Linked DNA regions of Mus musculus: region 2 is linked to region 1. Evidence: chromatin loops called from intact Hi-C (ENCODE). Cell type or tissue: left cerebral cortex. All regions are shown on one strand. Each heading gives the region's core, and the rest is flanking DNA. Links, peaks and the distances in the headings are about the cores only.

Region 1 (9,340 bases), core at 499-8,498:
TATTGATATACAGGAAGAAATAAAATACTGCACATGGAAATGGCAGCAGGGCATAGTGGTGCACACTTGCAGTACCAGCACCTGAGCAGTGAGGGTAGGAGGTTGATTAGTTCAGAATCACTCTTTGAGCTACATCCAGTTCAAGGTCAGCCTAGGCTACATGAGACTCTGGCTCCAAAAAAAAAAAAAACCCAAGACTTTTATAATGACATCAGTAAACATGCCAACTCAGATAGGACAAACATCAAAAAGCCCATCCCTAGATGGAGAGCTACAGGCCACTGATGGGGTACAGGGTGTTCTCAAAGGACCCATAGTGACTTGCGGTCCTGCTAGATCAATTGGCTCAGGAGTCTGGCAGCCTCTGAGTTTTCTACACTCTGATTTCCTAGCAGGGCCAGGCCCCAGGCAAACACAAAACAAAACAAAACAAAAACAGAGTCCCCAAAGGCCTAACAGAAAGGACAATAGCATGATGTAAGAGGGTCACTTAGCAGCCAGTGACTCAGCGTTTCTGCCCCATCAACACCAGCTGTACCCTGCGGTGCTGACAGTGGCCTAGGCTGGGCATGGAAAAACAAAACGGACAGACAGACAGACAGACACACACACACACACACACACACACACACACACACACACACACACACACACCACTGCAAACATCACATTGTCTGAAGAGTGGCAAACAGTCTGACAGCTGAACAATGTATGGACACTGGGCCTTAATTCAGTCTTGGTTAACATCTTTCATCAGGTTCCCTATGAGGGGGCCACTGATGGGAGACCTTAGCTCTCCAGACTGGAGCTGTTATCTGCCTCCAGGCTCTATGCCCTGTTAATTCTCCTGACTCTCCATCGTTCTTTCCAAAATACCACAGGGTGAAATTTGGTTAGTGTGGTAGATGTCAGAAGAGGGTTCTCAGGGCTTGGGAGGAAATTCCCAGCCTTTGTGAGTCACAGGAGGGCCTGGGAGAGTTCTGTACCGGCTACAGAAGAGAATGGGAGACAGTGCCACAAGTAGTCACTGTCTGTAAATGTGTGTCTTATTAAAAGATGGTGTCCACAGGACTGGCACTGTTTTCCCCAGCGTCTCTGCTCCCCCTGGACCCAAGGCAAGGAGCTGTTCAGATCAGGCTGCTCCTGGGAGGGTCATCAACTACCACCAACCACCAAATCCACCTTTTTATCCAGCCTCACTCACTGAATGCGGCCCAAGCAAATGTATCTTGTCACCCACAGCTACTTTGAGAACTAGCTATGAGGAAAGTTCTTCACTTTAAAACTCAAGGCGAAATAGCTGTTTGTAAAGGTGATTGATTGCCTGATGACCTGATCCTATGGTAGAAGGTAAGAACCAACTTCCAAAACCTGGCCTCTGATCTCAACACAATGATGATGATGATGATGACGACGACGATGGTGGTGGTGGTGGTGGTGGTCCTGCTGCTGCTGCTTCTGCTGCTGCTAGTGGTGGTGGTGGTGGTGGTGGTAATGATAATGATAATTTAACTCTAAGAACTCCAGGGCCTGGAGAGATGACTCAGCAGTTAAGAGCACTTACTCTTGCAGAGGACCAGGGATTCAGTTACCAGCACTCACATGACAGCTCACAACTCTAGTTCCAGGGGTCTGATTCCCTCTTCTGTCCTCCCCAGGCAGGAGACATATATATGATGCATATGCATACATACAGACAAAACACTCATGCACATAAAATAAGGGAAAAAGCCTCCAGGGACTTCAGAATTTTCTTGTTCACTGTGAGGTATCAATCAGACCATTGCATGGACATTTAATTTATACATATATACACACATGTGTTTTTATAGTGGCTCTAAAGATGGCCTTACTAGGCAAGCCTCTACCACTGACCTTTACCGCAAAGCTGTGTGGACATTTCCAATCTCAAAGCATACTCTCATTTCAGAAATTAGGTGTCTTGGGCCAAGTATCCCTAATCGTTGCCATATTTACTCTCAGGTTAGTTCCCAGCACTTCCTGCCAGCCTAGAGCAAAGGACAGAGCTGGAAGACACGTGTCCCCAACTTGCTTCCCAGACTCCACTTGGAGCATGGAGAATATCTCTCAACCTCTCTATGCCAGGAGGACTCCATTCATTGAACCCCCACTCTCTTGGAAGCCCAATGCTTTCACAAATACAATCCCATTTCCTCTTCCTCCATCAGCTCCTTCCCCAGGCTGCACAGCCTTCTGGGAACTTTCCCCCAAATGCATGTCCCAGAGACTCACACCATAGAAAGAAGCAAAGGCTGCACGTTACAGATCTCTCCCACCTTCCCCATCTGAAGCTAACATGTATTGGTGTTTTACCTACAATAAATTTGGTAGCTACTCCCTTATATAGTTTCATCGTGGCCTGTGGCTAGAAGGTAAGACTCCCGGGTAAAGCCACAATGAAGAGTGTTTAAGAGTGTGATGCCCTTTTTACTTGGGAAGGTCCCTGCAGTGGCTACCCTGGGTATGCTTGCAAGGAAGCTCAGCAGATTTCCCAGCGTCCCGAGGAAGCAGCGATTCTCCAGGAATGTAATTTCTCAGCAGATGTGGGGAGGGAACACGTCTGCGATTCAGAGACAGACTGAGTGTTAGGGGAGAAACCCACTCTGGGGCCTAGAGAAGCCTTGGCTCCTACTAGTCTTTCCCAGTGCCCAAAGGCAAGTAAGGTGTCCTCCCTTCAGAGCACCCAGATCTCCAGCCCCACAAGCAGTGGGGTGTCTGTGGCCCCATGGTCACCCACTGATCACTGGCCAATGAAGGTAAAAGACTGTGATGGCAGCAACCACTTCCTAAGAAAGAAACAGAGAGGTAGTGGATATCGGTCTGAAGGTTGGAAGAGCCAGGAGGTCCTTTGCTCTCTGCCCACGGTGGGCATACAGACAAGGTTTTCGCTTGTTTGCCCTGGCAACTTTCTCACTGTCATGGAATGTGCCAGCCTAGGAGGACAAGGCAGGATGGATGGCGCCCAGCACAGAACAGAGAGAGTAGCTCCTGGCTGTGGTGATGACATGGTCCCCCAGTGGGACAGACTAACAGCAAGGCCTGCCATCCAACTGAGCCACCCTTTGTCAACAGGCCGTGAGCCTGTGGGTGACATGTCGAGCTCCTGAACTCCCAGCAGGCTTAGGTCCCTCAAGGCCCCCTGAGGGGCTGCAACCCTGGTTCCTAGGCCAGGAAACATTTCTAAATAAAACCTACTCGGTTCTCTTTGTTTCACCGGTGCCTTCTTCTTGGACTCGTTTTTTTTTGTCTGAAAGTAGGTCTAGCTGGATTTGTTTCTATTTCTACGGCCTCACGCACAGCCCCATTAACTTTCTAATACCATTGGAGCCTTTCAATTATGTGAGAAATTAAAGCAAACGTGCCATTCTTGAAAAACCTTTAAACCGCCATGAGTATTCCCTTGACCCAGTTTTCCATGTCCTCTGGGGACCCAGAATCCCTGACGAGGACACCTTGTGACTCACTGTAGAAAACAAGTCGGGAACAGCAAAGGGCAGGTGGCTTGGAACTGAAGAGGGTCTGGACCAGAGAAGAGCCATTTTTTTTCTTCCCCACATCCCAAATGTGAGAGGCTGCCGTGTATTTGCTCTGCTACAAATAAATAAATAAATAAATAAATAAATAATGATAAATACGTAGCCATCCATTTATGAAAGAATTAACACAGGATGAAAACACAGGATGTTAAACACTAGTGGGAAGAATTGTATCAGTTTGGATGTTGGATAAACAGGAGCCCTCTCCATAGATGGCAACAAAGTATTTTTGTCAGGGGATGGTGGTAAGGAACTGTAAAGACAGCAGGACCTGAGTTCACAGACACCTAAACTATACATTGAGACTCTATTCCAAAAAGCAAAATCATAAACTAATTCATTATCATTCTTGCATTCACATTTAGAAGAGTCACAACGTCAGGAGACATGCAAAGATGTCTCACAATGCCTCCCAACCTGTCTAACGAAGCATTCCTGGGCTTAAGCTCCAGACCCCGAGTCTGGAGGTCACAGGGCATCCTGAAGTCAGAAGTCAAGTTCTGGAGCACAGCTGCACCTCAGTAGCTGAGTGACTGCCTGACTTGCACGAGGCCCTGAGTATTCTTCCCAGCAAGGAGGAAGAAGAGGAAGGAGGGAGGCAGGGAGGGAAGAAGGAAGGGAGTGAGAGAAAGAAGATGGGAGGGAGGGAGGGAAGGAGGGAGCGAGGGGAGGAAGAAGGGGGAGGAGAAGGGCAGGAGTCTACAGTTTAAAGTGTACACAGCTCTTGCGGAGAACCCAAGTCAGGATCGCAGCACCCACAGAAGGCAGCGCATGACCATGTGTAACTGCAGCTCCAGGGGACGCAAGGGCTTCAGTGAGCACCTACGCTCCCAGACATAGACACCCACGTGCATACATATAACGATTTTTTTATATGTTTTAAAAAATAAGAAGAAAAAGCCCTGTTTCTAGCATTCATTCCATCTGACTTGCCATGGAGTCTTACCACAGAGGTTCCAGAAGCAAATCTCCTTTGCTGGGCTGACAAAGGCCAATTTAGAACTCTCTGAACTTACTTGGAGTGAAAAGACCAGGCCTTGGTCACTGAGTTGTTATGTCTATTACTATAGCGCCATCTAATGGTGAAGTACATTAAAGCCCAAATGGCACCCACGTAGGGGACCCCTAGGACCCTTAGCACTTCTTTCCCTATCGAATGTTTACGCAGATAGATCCTACCTTCATATTTTTTAAGTTTTTTAATTATGTGAAAGTTTTGCAGTCAGTAGACACCTCACTTCCCAGTTTTGATCTCCCCGCCCCGGGCCTTTAAATAGGAGGTCTAACACTCACAAAGCTGGGCAGGAGCAGGAAGCCCGGGCTCCCGGTCAGCCCAGAGATCCTGAAGGTGAACACCCGCAAGTCTGGCCATGCTGCCTTGTAGAGCGGGATGTTTGTAAGCTAGGCATGGGTATATTTTCCAGTTACCATGTCCTCAGCTTAATGGCTTTATCAGAACATAGCTCCATCAGAAGCCAAGAAGCATCTGTAATTTGCCTGTCTTTGCAGATAAGTCATTATTTCCCGCTTTCCGTCTGTGTAGATTAACTGTACAAAATAACGGGTTTCATTGTGACATTTTCCTAATGCTTATAATGTATATTAATCACATTTACCCCTCCTTATGAATCTCTTTTGTCCTGGTCCCCGCTTCCTTTCAAATAGTTCCCTTCTATTTAATGCTTTTCTTTAAAAAAAAAAAATCAATGTTCTGCTTATTAAAGAAATTTTGTTAAGTTGGCTTGGTGGGAAAGTCTTGAAATACCAAGGCAGGATGTTCAGGGGTTCTATACCATACTCTGCAACATAGCGAATTCCACCAAGTTCAAGGCCAACCTGGGCTCCATGAGGCCCTATCTCAAACAACAAGCAAAACTATGCAATATTTGTCTGAGTTTAGCTTATTTTGTTTGATGTGATGATCTCCAGTTCTAGACAGTTTTCTGTAAACAACATGATTTTGTTCTTTATGGCTAGATGACAATCCAGTGTACATATATGTTTTCTTTGCCCATTCACTATTGGTAGGCCCTAGGCTAATTGTATAACTTGATTATTATAAATTGTATCATGATAATATACATATATATGCATATATATATGCAAGTATCTGTTGTTTGCTGTAGCTTACTAGATTTTCCCTATAGGTCATTTTAGGTCATTTTTAAGTATGTAAAAAAGTACTGGATCTGAAGTCTTTGTAGGAAAAAAAAATAATAAAGTCTCTAGTTTGACTATCTGGCGGGGGGGGGGGCATGTAACATTAGTGAGGAAATTTTTCTTTATTAAAAAAAAAATCTCCCAAAGCATAGTATGGAAAATAAAATCATCACCAGGCAGTGGTGGTGCATGCCTTTAATCGCAGCACTTGGGAGGCAGAGACAGGCAGATTTCTGAGTTCGAGGCCAGCCTGGTCTACAGAGTGAGTTCCAGGACAGCCAGGGCTATACAGAGAAACCCTGTCTCGAAAAGCAATAAATAAATAAATAAATAATCAACAATTTAAGACACTGTTTAACATTTGCTATAAACAACCACGATAGGAAGAATAGTGTGGAGCCGGGTGTACACAGTATATTATCATAGAGAAGACAACGTCAGACCACAGCTCTATGCAGAGACTACCCATGGCTCTAGAGTTAAAGACCCAGGACTAGAGAGATGTCTCAGTGGTTAAGGCCACTTGTAGGCTAACAATCAACTGTAACTCCAGTCCCAAAGGATCTGATGCCTTCTTCTGGCTTCTTAGGAGACCAGGCATATACATGGTACACAGATATACATGCAGGCAAAACACTCAAACACATAAAATGCAATTTAAGGGTTTTAAAAACTAAATTAAAGTCATGGCAAAAATTAAATTGTGTTGTTATACAAGAAGAAAAAGTGCATATTACCAGCACATTGTCTTCTATTCTTCCTGGTAAGGAATGCAAACTGCAGGGCTGGAGAGATGGTTCAGCTGGTAAGAGCACTGACTGCTCTTCATAGAAGTCCTGAGTTCAACTCCCAACAACCACATGGTGGCTCACAACCATCTGCAATGGGATCTGATGCCCTCTTCTACTGTGTCTGAAGACAGCTACAGTGTACTCATATACATAAAACAAATAAATAAATCTTTTAAAAAAATGAAGAGGAAGAATGCAAACCACAGTTTATTTAGGAATTTTGTTCCCAGCACCGGGAATAGTGTGTGAATGGTCTGGGGAAATTTACTGACCAATGAGAACAAAACACATCTCTCTGCACCCTTAGGCTTCCTCTTTCTACACAGGACATGCATGCATCAGGGATTTGCTTTCTAGCAGTTCTTCTAACTCCAACTCCGTGTCCAGACATCAGCAGCATCGTTGAGCCTGGCTGCAGAACCTCCAGAGATGGGTCCTGCAAGGCTGGGAGGGTGGCATGGACAGGCGACAACCAGATACTCAGCTAGAGCATATAGGGAGAATTGCCATGGCAACAGCAAGCAAGGCCAGAGAAAGTAAAATGGGGTCTCCCTTCAGGCGTCAGTGTTACCGTGAAATTCCGAGACGTATTTGTACTCTTAAAAGTAACGTGCGCAGGCGGAGCATGGTAGCGCATGCCTGTGGCCCCAGCTACTGGGAAAGCTGAGGCAGCGGGATGACTTGAGCCCATGAGTTGCAGGACAGCTTGGGTGATACAGCATGGAGAAATGACCAATGAGGACAATGGGAAGGGGCTCCCATAGGATCAGAGAGGACAGCCTCTGCGCTGGGCTGCACATTGGTGTGCTCCTCCTCGCTGTCCAAGCACAGTTAGGTCTTTCTGTTGCAATGAAAGTAAAGGTAAGTAAAATATAAATAGCGCCGTGAATATTTCCTGGTAGGAGCTAGGTTAGGTAGCTTTGTACAGTTTTGTGCTTTCCTCGTGCTCCCAACAGTGCGGCATCTGTGCTCCTGTGCCCCAGCAGCTTGCAACGTGAACGGTTCGACTGAGATGGCCACTCCTAACCACCAACCTGGAATCATATCATAACCGGTAGGGTTTGTTTGTTTTGATGTATGCTTAATGTTTTAATAAATACTTTTTAAAGATTTATTTATTATATATAAATACACTGTAGCTGTTTTCAGACACACACTAGAAGAGTGCATCATATCCTGTTACAGGTGGTTGTAAACCACCATGTGGTTGCTGGGATTTGAACTCAGGACCTTCAGAAGAGCAGTCAGTGCTCTTAACCGCTGAGCCATCTCTCCAGCCCCTAATAAATATTTTTTTAAAATTTATTATATGTAAAGGTACTGTAGCTGTCTTCAGACACTCCAGAAGAGGGTGCCAAATCTTGTTACAGATGGTTGTGTGCCACCATGTGGTTGCTGGGATTTGAACTCAGGACCTTCAGAAGAGCAGTCAGTGCTCTTACCTGCTGAGCCATCTCACCAGCCCCTGATGTATGCATATTTTTGTCCTTCCTCTTTTCTTTTCTTTTCTTTTCTTTTCTTTTCTTTCCTCTTCCTCTTCCTCTTCCTCTTCCTCTTCCTCTTCCTCTTCCTCTTCCTCTTCCTCTTCCTCTCCTCTCCTCTTCTCTCCTCTCCTTTTCTCTTCTTTTCTTTTCTAGCTGTGTAGTAGCCCTAGCTGGCCTGGGACTGGATGTGTAGCTCACGCTCCCCTTGAGTTTCGCAGGTGCTCCTGCTTCTGTCTCCTAACTACCAGCATCACAGACATGTACCACCAGGGATATCTTAACCCAGGGCTGTATGTGTGCTGTGCAGATGCACACGTTTTTGTGTGTGTACAGTGAGTGTGTGCAGGTGTGTGCACACCTATAGCACAAGCATTCAGAAGCCAATGTCAGGGCAACTTCCTCAGTTGCTCTCCACCTTACCTTTTTTTTTTTTAAATTATTACATGAATTTATTTTGTGTGTGTATGTGTGTATGTATGGGGGGAAGGGTACCTGCACGCCATGACACACATGTGGAGGTCAAAAAACAACGTGTAAGAGTTGGTGAGTTGGGTGGCTAGCAGGTACATTTAACCCCTGAGCCAACTTGGCAGTCCCACCTCACATTTTTGGAGATAGGGTCTTTCAATGAATGCAGAGTTCACTGATTCTGTTAGACTATCTGGTCATCAAGCCCCAGGCTCCTCTTTCTCCCCATCCTAGTGTTGGGATGATACCTACATCCAGTTTTTTATGTGGGTGCAGGGGATCTGAACTGGTGCTTGTAGACGAAGTGCTTCACTAGGCACTCTCCTGACTCTCAGCCTGGCCAGTGGTGTTTAAAGTGATTTTTTTCAAACTGGCAAAGTCTGCATCATCTAAGAATTTGGAAAAAGCTGTTGTGGGGGCTTCATTCCAATTCTACTCCATCAGAAACTCAGGTATGGGGGGCTGGTGAGATGGCTCAGTGGGTAAGAGCACCCGACTGCTCTTCCGAAGGTCAGGAGTTCAAATCCCAGCAACCACGTGGTAGCTCACAACCATCCATAACAAGATCTGACTCTCTCTTCTGGAGTGTCTGAAGACAGCTACAGTGTACTTACATATAATAAATAAGTAAATCTTTAAAAAAAAAAAAAAGAAACTCAGGTGTTTTAACAGATTCTCTGCATGACTCAGATGCACTCACCAACTTGAGAACCACTGTCTTAAATGAAGACACTCAGAAAGAAACAGCTAGTGAGTGTGAGCCAGGCCAAATTAAAACCACACCCTCTGCTCCAAGTGTCAAGCCACGAACCACTTTGGCCAAGACAAGTCTACCCACCCCATAGACCTGGTTATTCTACCTGGGAACAGGGGCAAGGCC
Region 2 (9,340 bases), core at 959-8,958, 280 kb before region 1:
TAAAGCAGTTAAACTGTTGACAGAGAAACAAACATACGATGTGAGAAATGTTTATGTAAGTGTCCTATTCCAGAATGGGAGAGCAAGAGATGCATGACACATGTATCTAGAGACATGTATGCTACAGATGTGTCACCTGCAGCTGCATGGCAGGAGCAGATGCTCACTACACACTTGTGGAAGAAATGGAGACACGAGCCACGAGTACGTGATTCACTCGCATGATGGCTACCAACAGAAATGGCTACTCACAGAAATGAGTTAGATAGTTTCATTTTTACTTTACATTAGAATGCTCGGCTTATCTGACTCAGCTACAAAACAACATTCATTTACCCGTTATGTCATGGATAAAAATGTTCATTTCAGAAGAAATAAAACACTGTAAATAGTTAAATCTGGGTGGTAGGGTCTTTTATTACAGATTTCCTTGCTTTTCTGTTATAAGCCTTACTGTCCTGGAGCACATTTTCTCACTTGACTTTACCTGGATGGCCCCATCCCTCATCCCTCCACTGTTCCTGCCGCAGGGAGAAGTCCCCACCTCCTGCCCAGTAGTGATTTACTAGAACTCTGAATTCCACCCTCTTTGGGCCCTTCTGGGGGCGTTTTATTCTACTTTCTGCAGTTTTAAAATAGTCCACCTTTCTTACTGATCCTCCAATGGCTCTTTCCTCACAGCATTCAAACAGGCTCAAGAGATTTCCACTGCAAACAAAGCACTGCGGATCAGACACTCTGCTGACAGCAACGGTAACATGGCACTCTACTGTTCTGCCGGGAGTCTTCCCTATGCTGTGCAGGCAGAATGCGTTGCATCTATTTCACTCAAGACTTCATCTCATATAGTAAAATAATATGTATTCAATAGTGATTATTATTATTCCGTGATAAAAGCATTAAATGACATAGCAATCTTATTTTTTTACAGAAAAAGTGAAATAAGTACATTGAAATCTATGTATAAACCTTGCTATGGTTTGAATATTTGGAACAGGGAGAGCCACTACTTGGAGGTATGGCCCTGTTGGAATAAGTGTGTCACTGTGGGTGTGGCTTTAAGACCCTCTTCCGGCCTGGAAGCCAGTCTTCTCCTAGCAGCCTTAGACCTCTCAGCTCCTCCTACAACATCCTTGCCTGGACTCTGCCATGTTCCTGTCTTGATGATAATGGACTGAACCTCTGAACCTGTAAGCCAGCCCCAATTAAATACTGTCCATTATAATAGTTGCCTTGGTCATGGGGTCTATTGACAGCACTAAAACCCTATAAACTATAAAGCAGAGCAGCACTCTGAATAAAGGCTACATTCTACCTGCTGAGAACTAGTTAAACAATTCACTTAGTAACTTCCCCATGGGTCTCATGTGGTACTGCTACTTAAGAACACTCACTGTACTAGGGGTGACAATGAAGATAATGATTTGGGATTATTTCAAAACATAACAACATGGAGATTAAAAAACAATGTATCCCAGTAGGTTTTCCACAGAAGGATTAGTTTTACTTAAAAGCATTTAATACTGACCCTGATTGTCTAGGTTTTTACAATATATGGTTATTTTACATAAGCAACATAATTAGTATTTGTGGAAGACCTTAAGAATGATTAAAAAAATAAGCTGTTAGTAAAAGTGATTATATTTAAAATAAATGGAAAAGCAAAAAAGGAAGAAGGCAGACAACAAGAAAGAATCTTACAACAGGAGGAAGGATTTGCTGGCCACATCAGTTCCTGCTGTCTGGATCTTCGGCCCTGGCAGTCTGTGTATATCCCAATGCTGTTAAAACACAGCAAGTACTCTTTGTTGGAGATCTCAACTGCACAGAGAGCGTCCATTGGTTGGTGTGAAATGAATGACAGTGTATGGTCATTTGAATGGAGCATATTGCATGGACCTCCTTCTCCATTCAGGGGGTATCTGAGAAATCCTGACTGGAATCCCACACAGAGATGCTCACTGAAGATGGCCATCCACTGGACATTACATGGGACTTGAATCTCCTTAAACTTCCTGTGCCTGGTCTTGCTTTGGAACAGTTCATAGCAGAGGACCTGTCTCTTCATGGCCACACACAGGCAGGACAGAGCTCCGTGGCGCACTTTCCCAGCAGCTATGGTCTGACACCCTTTAGTCTCTGCCAGTTTATAAAAATCCGTCTCTCGCCCATCCAAGGCTGACATAGGAAAAAGTCGGACGTGGCGATTTCGGCCTGAGATCACAGCGACAAGCTGGTCACTTGGAATGAGTTCGATCTGATGGATTTTCTTATTATCACCAACTCTAACAATCTCTACATGAAGGAAGAGGCAACAACATTAAACACATCTAAATTAAACCCCAAAGTATATAACCCAACTCATTAAAGACACATATACACAAAAGTAACAAAGGCCAAAAATCAGAGAGAGAAAGGAAGATAATTAAACCCATTATCAGATCATTTAGCCCACTGATAGTTGGCATTAAGTTCAACACTGAGATTTTTGTCAGTCAAGACAAAAAAAAAAAAGCATGTTTATGCTTCACAAAGTTTGCTTTTTGGTACTAAAATCTAGGAATTTCACTCTGAAGTTCCTATTTTTAAAATCTAAGTAACAGAGAAACTCATGTTTCTCTTTAGGTATTTCTTTTCAAGTTTTATTTTATGTATGCGGGTGTTTTGTGTACATGTGTCTCTGAATCATTTGCATGCCTGTGTCCACAGAAGCCAGAAGAAGGCATCAGATCTCCTGGAACATAAGTTGTGGATGGCGTGAGTTATCATGTGGGTATGGGGAACTGAACCCCTGGTTCCTCTGTAAGAGCAGCCAGCTCTTTTTTTTTTTTTAAATTAGGTATTTTCCTCGTTTACATTTCCAATGCTATCCCAAAAGTCCCCCATACCCACCCCCCCCCCATCCCCTACCCACCCACTCCCCCTTTTTGGCCCTGGCGTTCCCCTGTACTGGGGCATATAAAGTTTGCAAGTCCAAAGGGCCTCTCTTTCCAGTGATGGCTGACTAGGCCATCTTTTGATACATATGCAGCTAGAGACAAAAGCTCCGGGGTACTGGTTAGTTCATATTGTTGTTCCACATATAGGGTTGCAGATCCCTTTAGCTCCTTGGATGCTTTCTCTAGCTCCTCCATTGGGGGCCGTGTGACCCAAGAGTAGCCAGCTCTTAACAGTCGAGTCATCTTTCTAGCACCACCCCTTCAGGTATTTCTTTTTTGTGTGTACGTGTGGCTGTGTATGCATGCACAAGTGTGTTGCCACCAGAAATCAGCCTAGGATGTTGGTTCTTAGGAGCTATCTGCCTTGAGGTTTTGTTTGTTTGTTTTGGTTTTGTTTGTTTGTTTAAGTTAAAATTTTAACTTGTGTATGTGTGTGGGTACATGTTACAGCATAGGTATGCCAGTCAGAGGACAGCCGTGTGGAGTCACTTTTCTTTGTCCACCTTTATGTGGGTTCCAGGGATCAAGCTCAGGTCACCGGGCTTGCTTGGCACCTTCATGTGCTGAGTTATCCTGCTCACCCCCCTCTGTTACTAAGTCAGGCTCTCTCTCTGGGATCTGGGTTTGGAAGGTTAGGGTGGCTGGCCAGTGCTAAGAGGAGTCCATCCATCTGCCTCGGCCATCCCAGTGTTGGTTGTGATCACAAGCACACACATGTCCAGCCTTTTATGTGGTTTCTGGAAATCAAATGATTTCAGGGCAAGTACTTCACTGACTGACGGAGCTTCCTACCCTTCTCAGGGTCTTGCTATGGATAACACGCTCATCAAGTTTAAATGAATTGCTTTCTCAATATCTAACCTGATAGAAAGACAGAACTTAAGAACTTCAGTGTTATGTTTATGAATAGCAAACTCGATTCGTTTTGTTTTATTTCACTCAGTACTTAATTTCCCCCAGGGAGTTAAACCCCGACTGCACTGGAGCACGGCGATTTCAGACCCGACTTCTTACAGCACCGCCAAGGATGGAAAGCGGCGTGTAGTTTTCTTTCATGTGGCAGGGATAACACAGGACTGAGGCTTTACAACTTAAAAGGGACAACAGAATTGAACAAATCTTTTGATTTAAAGCTGGGCGTAGTGGCACACACCTTTAATGCCACCACTTGGGAGGAAGAAACAGGCAGATCTGTAAGTTTAGCCAGCCTGGTCTACAGGGTGAGTTCTAGGAAAACCAGAGTTACAAAGTGAAACCCTGTCTCAAAAGAGAAAAAAAGAGAAAACCAGAAATCTTTTGATTTAAAAAATATTAAATTATATCTAGAAATTTTCATAACAGAATCCTGCTCTTAAACTCCAGGTTCAAGAGCTTTCTAATATATAATTTAAGGTTTCTCTGAAATAACTGGGGTTTCTCTTACCATCTTTGGTGACATGCACAACAAATAATCCTTCTTCATTTCCCAAAGCTATCCGTTCATGATCTATGTAAGACACAAACATAAAACATTTTCATCAGATAAAGGTAATGTAAAGATACCAGAATAAAGCAAATAATGAGAATATTTGGTGCAATAGTAAAGATAAATAACAATATCAAAATGTTTCCTCTCAGATTACAGTGGCAAATAAAAATAGAACTATCAATTAAAAAAACCTGCTTTAGTACCTATCAAAAGAAGTAACTGCTTATTCAATAACAATAAAATTAACAACCTAGTTTGTTAGTGTCACAGACACCACCCACTCTGGAAACACGTGAAAGGAATCTGACTCCCACTCACTAAACTTCCTATTGTTTACTAGAAAGCAGGGGAAGTGGGCCATGTGCTTCAGAGCGGAGCAAAGGGAAACAGCCACACACGAGAGGGAGCTGCTGTTTGCTGGTGGCAGGCTGAGCACGCTAGGATTTCAGATTCCTCCACTGCACATTAGAAAAGAAGCCCGCACTCTAGGAATTACCTTGTCCCAATCACAAAAGCAGAGACGGCCACGAGCAGCTGGGCTTCGGCACTAGTGCATTTTAGGAAGCTAATACACTTGCACTCGTGTAGGCGCTAACCCACCAGCCTGGCCAAGGCGCCTCCATCCCACGAACCTCTAAACATTACCCCGGACACTGGGGACTCCTATGTGAGACGCAGCACCAGCTCAAAAGGTAGCCAGTGGACAGTCACGACACTGAGTGGTATAGAGTCCTACCTATGATTGCAGCGGCCTGCGTTGTCTTAATGAGGGGTAGCGTGCTGTCGTACGCCTCCTTGGGGACATACACTGAGCGGTCTCTGAACTTGTTTTTCTTCAGAATCTTGTGGAGTTCACTCAGCACTCCCACCCACTTACTCCTCTCATTCTCGCTGTCTGCTAGCATCAGGATGGAACATTTGTTACTAGGTGCTGAGAGCTGGGAAGCTGTGACCTAAAACAATTTAATAGTCACAATATTAGAAAACAGACATCTCTAATGCTAGCTTCAGAATTACGCTCATCTGCTTAGCACTCATCAGTAAAATGAGCATTTATTAAATTATCACTTTAGCACACTTTAGTTGCACTGAGTGAAAGTGTCTCACTGTAACACTACAATTCAAACAGCAGGAGGTGATACAAGTCCAAGTGTGACTTTCATTTCATGCTGTGTTACATAATGCTATAAAATAATGTAGACACCAATTTCATAACTGACACAAAATTATCAAGTACCAGGAAGAAAAGTAACTTACAAGTATTAACTCATTTCACCCCTTAACAGCTTCAGGAGACAACAAGTATGATTATAACCTAAGCGTCTATGTGAGACTCCACGGTAAAGGGAAAGTGAGCAATCTCACGAGCGTGGAGCAGAGCGCGTCCCAGTGCTCTGAAGCACTGCATCAGACTGTTCCCAAAGTCTTAGTGCTTCCTGACAACCTTTTATATTCTCATTAAAGAAGACAAGAGCACTAGAAACAGTATGCAAATAAAGTTTACAAATCAATCAGAGCACTTTTAAGCTATTATTTATTATGTATATAATATACACGCTACATAAATGTATAGACACCCTTTACATACTTACATATGCTTTAAACATCAGTGACAATACAATTCTACTGCAAATTAGTTACAGGTAAGTGAACCTTTATAGGCTCCCTAGATAGCTAGGGGAGAATAAACAGCTGCTGGCCTGGAAAGTGAGAGACTAGGTTTAATCTCTGACCTTCCTTGGATGTAAGATTCATACACAACAGAGACAGACGAGCACTATTCACATTTTGGAATATTTGTTATAAAGAAGTAGACAACTGAATCACAATTTTTACAATGAGAGTTTTATAGAGAGCAACTTTTTTTTTTTAATTTGAAGAACTGCATGAGATAATATTTATTTAGAGGTTAACTGGGACTCAAAAACATTATAGAACATGAAGAATACTTTAGAAACACTGATGTATTCTACAAGTCTTAGCACAATTTTGCATCCATGGATGGTACGGATACATAAATGAGTACTAGGTCTAGGTGTTGTTCCAGTAACTTTATGATTTATACAGAGTAGCAAAATATATTCATTAAAAACAAGTAATTAGGTGCTGGAGAGTTGGCTCAGTGGATAAAGCACATGCTACACAAACCTGAGGGTCAGAGTTTGGATCCCCAGAACCCAGGTAAGAGCTAGGTGGGTTTGTCTGTTGCCCCAGAGCTCCAGAGGTAGAGCCAGGAATGGCTGGGGCAAACTGGCGAGCTAAACTAGCTACAGCTGCTAGCAGCAGGTTCAGTGAGACTCCATCTCAGTAAACAATGTGGAGAGCAGTCAAGGAAGATAGCTGATGTCACCGTCTACCCTTCACATGCATGTGCACACAAACATGTGTGCACACAAACAAATGTGCACAAACCCAAAGCCTGTATGTGCTCAGTCATCCACAGACTTACCCTGAATATACAGGGGATATCTTTTCGACTCATAGACTTACCCTGAATATACAGGGGATATCTTTTCGACTTGCGTGAATAACATCAGAAGCTAAGACTGAACTCACAGAAAATTCTTCATCTCTGAAATAAAAGTTAAACATTTAAGGTTGTTACATGTTGCTGTGTGTGTATGGTTTTGCTTATATACCCAAATAACATATACAAAGCAATCCTCAAAGCTTAACTGTATAAACACCCAAGCTCAATTTAAAGCAAAACAACAACAACAAAAAAACAAAGTACAAGACTCCCCTACATAATGACTAACAGTACTCAAGGTAATTCATCAGGAGTGACCTGGCAGTGGTGCATTACACCAGACATAACAGTGACCCACAAAGGTACACAAGACCAGGAAGCACACAGCCAGAAGCAGCTTTTGTTAGCCTCCAGAATTCCTAATGACTCTCCTGCCTGCCATAATGAGTCTCATGTGTGCTGTGTCTGCTCCCCTGACTGTGAGGAGTGGCTTACTCCTTGCTCCTGCGATGAGTCATGAGTCCCCTACTCCCTCTGCCTTTAAGTCTTGACTCCGTCTTGCATTCCTTGTAACAGACAGTCTTGCTGTTGTCCAGGCTATCCGTGACCATGTGGGCTGAGGAATGGCCCTTTGCTAGCGCTAGCTCCTCACTTTTCAGGTCTGCCACATCGCCCTTGCTGATATTCCCTGTGTATTTCACTGTGCTTCAGATACTAGGCATAGGGGGAATGTGCATTTTTAGCAATGGCTGTGCCTGAATAGGAGACAAGTGGGACCCACCATTCAGAAGCAATGCCTGAAGCTGTGGGAGAAAATAACCACCCCCAGGACAATGCCCGAGGTTCTAGGAAAGGAGGGAGGTGTTGAGGGCACACGAAGAGTCTGGACAGTGGTGCTAGGGAGACAGACTCTCAGGTGTTGGCTGCTTTAGTGCGTTGTCCAGGGGCCGTGGGAGAGTTACCCCTTCACTTACACTCAGTCACTTTGCAGTTTCAGACGATGACTTGAACAGCGCATAATTAGGACTCTTTTACTACATAACTGGTCTTTTAGATGTCAACTTTGACTCCACATACTCAAGACACAAACCAACTTGCCCTAGAACCACCCTTAACTTTCTAGTATGTAGCTGTAGGGCTAAACCTGAAAACTGACACAAAATTATTTTACCAAAACATAGTAACCTAGAAGAAAGACCATAAACCTTGATCTACGCTGCTGTGACAGATCTGTCTTTATTCCTCGCCCTTACCTCATGTCAATCACTTGACTAATGACGGAGGTGGGCTGCGATGCTTTTCCCTCTGCGATATCATAAAGAAACAGTTTGAAGTCGCAGACCACAGCCAGTGCTCTCTGCCACCCTTTCTTCACTCCCGCCGGCTTAGGGATCTTGGTTCAGTTTCAGTCAGACAAACAAACAGACAAAACTCAAATGAGAATTATGGTGAGCTGCAGGTGGCACCTGAAGTCTGTGCGCGCCCGCCTATCCTGGGCCTGCTCTCTCGCTGCTAAGACTGCAAGAGTGACAAGGGGCCAACAGTGAGGGGAAAGTGGGAACACTGTAGTTCCCAGCAGCTTCTGAGGGCTCTGAACTGACAACTCACTAAATGCAGGTCACTCATGGCTTTTAGAGAAAAGCGTAACAAGCAGACATGGTTATAAGATGAACCTGACACTCAGGTCACACTGTGCGTGTTACTCTGGCTAGCAAACCAACATCGTCATAGTTCCTAACTTAACCCTCCCTCTTAGGTAAGACCAGAGCCCCAAGACTCCTTTATGATGACTGCAACATTTGCAAATCTCGAGATACAGAAAGACAGAACAGTTTGTGATATTCTAGAGTTCATTTGCATGTAATCATGACTCTAGTTAAAATATTATTTAAATGAGTTCGAGTAATTAACTTTTCTCTTAAGCACTATGTTTATTAAGTGACAAACAAGGTACTTACCCTGACATGACCCTCATACGCCGTCCCAACTCCCTTCTGGGGGTCTATGCCCAGTGGACCTTTAGTTTGCTCAGGAGGAACTGGGCAAACCGTCGGGGCTTTGTTCACACAAGTTATATGACATGAGAACCCACAGACTTTTGGAGGAAAAAAAAAAAGGAGACAATTTAGATAAAATTTCATTTTAACAACAAAAAAATTCACTGGCACTAATTGCACGCGTGGTGCTATGTTAGACAAAGGCTTTTTTTCTATTTTATTTTAAATAACCACTTTTTACTAGGGGAAACAAATCCAGTTGCTTGCCGTTCAGAAGTTCATGAGAGGTAGTAAATATTTTTATTATTTATATTATTATTCTCTTTAATACTAGTGATCAAAGTGAGAACCAAATAGATAAAAACCCAACAACCCCAACCTGGTGAGTACCACGGCTGACTTATGCACAGCCCTACAGAAGAGCTCTCTGGAGGGTTTCTAGCTCTTTAATCCTACGGCAACTTGT

The links. Hi-C counts contacts between places; a loop is a spot of excess contacts. Peaks named below come from ENCODE experiments on the same cell type or tissue, not always from the same donor. Only the 100,000 strongest peaks of a DNase experiment are listed, where the experiment ranks them.
Region 2: a loop joins it to region 1, with 4 times the contacts of the local background. A loop is called at or near these places in 14 of 42 quality-filtered maps.

The regions. Positions count from the first base shown.
Region 1 is chr1:179,854,703-179,864,042 of GRCm38, reverse strand. No RefSeq gene overlaps it. Among named protein-coding and RNA genes, the nearest start is that of Gm31668, 19 kb to the left of the region's middle. In left cerebral cortex, for the core only: a CTCF peak has its summit at 4,646 (motif pointing left); a DNase peak (open chromatin) is centred at 4,615; H3K27ac peaks cover 557 bases.
Region 2 is chr1:180,137,362-180,146,701 of GRCm38, reverse strand. It overlaps Cdc42bpa (CDC42 binding protein kinase alpha), which reads right to left. Exons shown (of 37, transcript NM_001359541.1): 24 at 8,836-8,972; 25 at 8,131-8,270; 26 at 6,898-6,979; 27 at 5,144-5,360; 28 at 4,363-4,425; 29 at 1,702-2,295. It overlaps Gm38331 (a long non-coding RNA gene), which reads left to right. Exons shown (of 3, transcript XR_003948279.1): 2 at 682-753; 3 at 932-1,090. Among named protein-coding and RNA genes, the nearest start is that of Gm38331, 6.3 kb to the left of the region's middle. In left cerebral cortex, for the core only: a CTCF peak has its summit at 5,534; DNase peaks (open chromatin) are centred at 5,317 and 5,614; H3K27ac peaks cover 363 bases.